2 separate regions of the Homo sapiens genome follow, and region 2 is linked to region 1. Evidence: chromatin contacts called from ENCODE Hi-C data. All regions are on one chromosome and are shown on one strand. The core of a region is the stretch at or near the end of the contact, and the rest is flanking DNA. Distances in the headings are between cores, read along the strand shown.

Evidence for each region. Hi-C counts contacts between places; a loop is a spot of excess contacts on that map. Pooled maps may share reads with other maps.
Region 2: a map of heart right ventricle shows a loop between it and region 1 (2.2-fold over the local background). The contact joins the promoter of LINC01966 here to the enhancer-like site in region 1. A Hi-C loop is called at or near these places in 5 of 168 maps with a recorded cell type or tissue (heart left ventricle, heart right ventricle and posterior cingulate gyrus) and 5 of 50 pooled maps.

The regions. Positions count from the first base shown.
Region 1 is chr2:144,936,802-144,939,477 of GRCh38, forward strand. The region is part of intron 3 of TEX41 (testis expressed 41); the gene reads left to right. Among named protein-coding and RNA genes, the nearest start is that of LINC01966, 56 kb to the left of the region's middle. Within about 2 kb of position 1,310, at least 6 of the 41 ENCODE cell types and tissues checked have a DNase peak (open chromatin) inside an H3K27ac peak, as active enhancers do; they include heart right ventricle, where a contact is called at or near this core.
Region 2 is chr2:144,880,540-144,883,215 of GRCh38, forward strand. It overlaps LINC01966 (long intergenic non-protein coding RNA 1966), which reads right to left and starts at 1,374. Exons shown (of 3, transcript XR_923412.3): 1 at 1,091-1,374. The region is part of intron 2 of TEX41 (testis expressed 41); the gene reads left to right.

The DNA of each region.
Region 1 (2,676 bases), core at 60-2,559:
GAGAAAACACTTCTTGTTGCTTTCAATCATTCCTTGTCTATATGCTTTATTTTTCTCTTGCCTTAGTCTAGTCACAAAAACTACAACTTTGAATTAGTAAGGAGCAGAGCTGTGAGTTAAACCTATGCAGTGTGGCTTACGGTACCCACATTCTTAACTACTCACTCTAGAGCCTGTGAACCTGAGAGAGTTACTTTCTTTTGGTAAACTTCAAAAAAATTCCATCTCAATTGCTTTGGCAACTATTAACCTGAAACTTTCTTACATGCAAGGCAAGTTGAAAAATGTGGTTAGCTTTAAGGTAAAGGGATCTTTTCAGGACAAAACTACACATTGATGGAGTTCTAGGTCACAGTTTTCAATGATATGCATATATACAGATAAGATCCAACCCTTAAGTGGCTGTGAATTATGGATTAGCTCAAGCATGTGCAATTCTATTTAAGATCTATAACAAAAGATCTTTTCTTTATGACTTATGTAGCTGGAGGCATTTGCACACTGTAGTGAGACAGTGTGGAATCAGTTGGTCCAAATCAGTTGGTCAATTCACTTTGAGCATGCTAATGCAGAACTAGAAAGATGCACCACTTTGCTTAAAAAACCCCAATGTCTAAAGCATCTCTTGACAATTAGGGGTGGGTTACCTGCCTGCCCTTTCAAAGCAGTGCTTACGTAAGTGACTGTCCAGTGATTTTACAAAGGTTTCTTAGATGACATCTATCTCCCTCCTTTCTTGGATTGATAATTTCATTAAAAGCCATTCTACTATTGTCATTTTGCTATCTCCACTTTAATGTGGTCTGTGGTGTTCATTAGATCCAGCATGTTAATGGCATCAGCTGGGTTTAGGTTTGATTGCAGCTGAACCTCACCCTTGCTAATCACTTAGCTAACATATGCCAATATCATGGTACCTAATGACTCCTTCAGCAGAGACTCCTTTATATTCCTGTATCTGCGCCTCTAAAAGACCAGAGTAACATGGATTATCCGTGTGAACTGCAGGATGGGGAGAGTACCGATGGCTTTCTCTCTTTTGGATAACAACATGTGTACTGGGTTCAGAATCTTTTAGCTTGGTTGGCCTTTTTCAGGGATCCTTTTAAATCTCTTCCTTTTCCTTAATGAGGTTGTCACATGCGGCAAAAATCACAGGCTTGCAAGTCCAAAAGAGGAGAGACTTTTTCATTTTGCTGCTTAATTTGTGAATCCATTTCTAGGCCTTAAAGTGGAATATCTCAGAGTAATCTTCGTTTGCTTTCTGCAATCTCATTGTTCCCTGGGGACACAGAGTGAGTCCAAGAGCCAGTGGGAAAACATTGCAGATCTACTGAGAACAGTACACTGCTCTTTCGAATCGTTGGTATTCTGAGATAATTTTGAGTTTTATATCTTGTTTTTGGTTTCCTTTGATATCTGAGACCTGAATAAAAGGCACTGTTCGATCTCTTTCTTTCTCCCTTTTCCCCAAATGTCATTACAGAGGGAAAGATGAGGGCCTAATATTGAGGGCCTGCTGGCTTGGGGAGTGTGGGGGAACAGCAGAGTGTGATGGCAGAGAGTAATTCTGCTTCAGGGAGGATACTGCCCAATTTTTTAAACTTAATAGGATTAGTCATGGGAACTATTTTTAGCAGAAGTTCAACTTTATCCATGTATTTTAATGTGGGAAAATTGTGTCCTTTTCCCTCTGCTAATGTTTGATGTATTCCAGCCCTCCTGTGAGCATGTTTGAGTATCTTAGGGGATCTGGAGTGGAGGAGAACTTCCTCTCGGATTCTCTCTGTTTTCTTTCGTGAAAATGACATTCCAAAGCTGTTTCACTTTCTGACAGGAAATGGAGCCTTGCCAAAAATGATTAAAGTCCAAGAAAGCATAACAGTTCCAAAGCTACAGCAGTTCTTTAGGAGTCCTGAGTTTGACATTGTGTCAAACAAATGTGAAATATTGTTTAATAAATTTGAATAATACAGAGATAGGAAAAAATCATTCTTGGCTTATAGCAGTAGTGGTTTGTATTAAGTATGGAAAAGACTACCTACATCTAATAAGTTGAAATACATACGTAAATATACTTGTATAAGGTTAACTCAGCTTATGACTTTATTCCACTGTATACTAGATATATGTGTGAGACAAAAGTCTTATTTGAAATACATGTAAGTTTAAAAATATGTGTGTTTCTCAAATGTTGAAGGTAAACAACCTCTGGTTATGTGATCTAACCCATTCATAATAGATTACTATTTTTAAATATTTCACAATGAATTCAATAAATTCATCAGTAAAGTCACTTAGACCCAAATAGTTTTATTTAAAAGGGTGAAACAATAATTGAAAACTTTAGTCAATACTGAAATCATAAGCTTAAAAGGCTTTTTATATGAAAAGAGTCTCAATTATTTCACTGACAAACCCAGTTGTTTTTATTTTTCCACCAGAGAATTATGCATTTATGTAGATAATTATGTACCCTTCAGCAAAATAAAACTGGACAAGAAAAAAATCTCTCTCCAATCAATAAAATATAGCACTTCTCTGAAAAAAAATCTTTGCGTGAAACACTTTTAAAATTTTGTTTTTAAAACACCTTTAAAAATTATTTAAACAAACCAATTTCATCACTCATTTCTCTCACTTTTTTGGTCTATATTTGGAATATATGTTTTTAGT
Region 2 (2,676 bases), core at 124-2,623, 56 kb before region 1:
TCCCAGCACTTTGGGAGGCTGAGGTGGGTGGCTTACGGGGTCAGGAGTTCAAGACCAGCCTGGCCAAAATGGTGAAACCCCGTCTCTACTAAAAATACAAAAATTAGCCTGGTGTGATGGCGGGCACCTGTAATCCCAGCTACTCTGGAGGCTGAGGCAGGAGAATTACTTGAACCCGAGAGGCGGAGGTTGCAGTGAGCTGAGATTGCACCACTATACTCTAGCCTGGGTGACAGAGCAAGACTCCATTTCAAAAAAGAAAAAAAATGTCTAGCAGTGAAAACCAAATATGCTGGATGCTCAGAAAACCTTTTCAGCATTGTTGGATTCTCCTATGAACCTACATCCACCAGTGTAATCTCTGGTTAAAATGAAAGCAAGAAAAGGTGTTAAATTAAGTCAAAAGAATACTGATGAACAGGGAAGGGGAAATTAATTAAATTAAGACATTATTTTCTTCTCAAATTCCATTTTGGATTGAGCCTCATGGGGGGGTACGTCCATTCATTTAATAATGCTCTGATGCCTACTCAGCAGCAAAACATACAAAGGAAGAGTGGATTAATCTGATCAGGCTGCCATAGCAAAATACCACAGACCAGTGGCTTAAACAATAGAAATTTGTTTTCTCACAGTTCTGGAGGGTAGAAGTCCAAGATCGTGATGCTGTCAGAATTTGGTTCTGGTAAGCCTTCTCTTCCTGACTCTTCCTGACTTGTGGAAGGCCACCTTCTGGCTGTAATTTCACATGGACTTTCCTCAGTGAGTATGGAGGGATAGAGATGAGAAAGAGAGGGAAGAGTCACTCTGGTGACTCTTCCTCTTCTTATAAGGACACCAATGCTATCCGATGATTTGGGCCCCATGCTATATGATTTCATTTCACCTTAATTACCTCCCCAAAGGCTGTGTCTCCACATTGGGGGTTAGGTCTTCCGCATAAGAATTTCAGGGAGATGCGTTTCAGTCTCTGACAAAAAAGAATCCTGTTTTAGTTAACACTAGGGCTAAGTAACTAGGGCTTAGGCCTGTCATAACAAAACACTGCAGAGTGAGTGACTTAAACAACAAAATTATTTTCTCACAGTACCAGAGGCTGGAAGTCCAAAATCAAGCTGTCCGAAGGATTGCTTCTTCTGAGGCCTGTCTCCTTGACCTGTAAATAGCTGTTTTCTTTCAGTGTTTTCACATGGTGCCTCTTTATGTTGTCTATATTCTCATTTTCTATTCTTGTAAGAACACTAGTCATATTAGATTAGGGCCCACCTTAATAATCCCATTGTAATGTAACTATTTCTATAAAGGTCTTATCTCCAAATGGTCACATTTTCAGGTACGGGGTGTTAAGGCTTCAATATATGATTTTGGGGCTATAGAACTCAGTCTGTAGCAAACACTATAGGACACATCTGTTGAAAGAATATTTCAAATTGGAATTTGAGAAGGATCATGATTTTGACCATCCCACCACCATATTTGTTGAAAGCCACAGGCAAGGAAAGGAAGTGAGGTACAGAAAAAAAGAACCCACTTGGCACCAACATTCCACCTACGCTGTTGCTCCAGAGCAACAGCTTCTAATTCCTTGATCATTGAACAGCAGCAGTCCAGCTTCTCCACCTTCCCACCCTCCACACTTTCAACTTTGTGCAACTTACTATTTCAACTTTTGGTTTGCTGTGAACAATAAAACATGGAAAATGGTTACACTATGAGACTTTCTCATATCTGGCTGGACTCACTCAGCCATTTGACTTCAGCCTCAGCAAACTACCACTAAATCTTGGTGAGGTTAGTGCACTGAGGGAGGTTTAAAAACCAACCAACCAAATAATTCGCTACAAAAAAGTTGGACTTAATTTGTGTCAGCAGGAAATGTGACTACTTTTCAAGAATGGGTTCCCAGTGGTGCCATTAAATGATTACATAGTTAACAGTTCAAGGCTTATTTTGGGAAGGTATGGTGTTATACCTGATGGAGCATGCTTTCTACATTTTGGTAGGAGGGGGCACTCATTTTCAGTATTTATTGTGATTGAATGAAAATCTTCCTGCCAAAATGTGTTTAAAGAACCGTTTATCACAACTGGTCAGAGAACAACAGTGTGAAGTATGTTGGAAAATGACTAACAACTGGCTCTCTTGTGGGGGAGGGGGTGATTTTTAGCTTTTGCCAATTTCCGTGGTGTAAATACTCCTGTCATGGATGATTTCAAGCTACCACCATGACGTTGCTGGTTTCAGGTTTGGGAAGAAATTACATTAGCTCTGGCAAATGGATCAAGCCAACTGCAGCATACTACTGACGGTAGGTGGGACCAAGATGCAGAACCGTCCAATTAAAGATACACTTTATTCATTCTAGGTGTCACCACAGGCACAAGCAATCTGCATAGCATATTCAGGGCAGTTTAGTCCTATGTAGAATTTTGCTGATGACTACTGCAATAATGCAATTGATAAAAGCCATTCATTGGGCAAATGAATGAAGACAGGAGAAGGATTTTTTTTTTTTTTTTAAGTAACAATGCTAACTTAAGGAAAGGAGCAAATTATATGGTATAAAAACTGAGCAACATAGTGAAAGGATTCATACTAGTCTGGTCAAAAATGTTTTGCTAGTCACAAAATATTTTTTTCTTCTTTCTTTTTTGGAGAGGCAGGGGAAGAGGCATT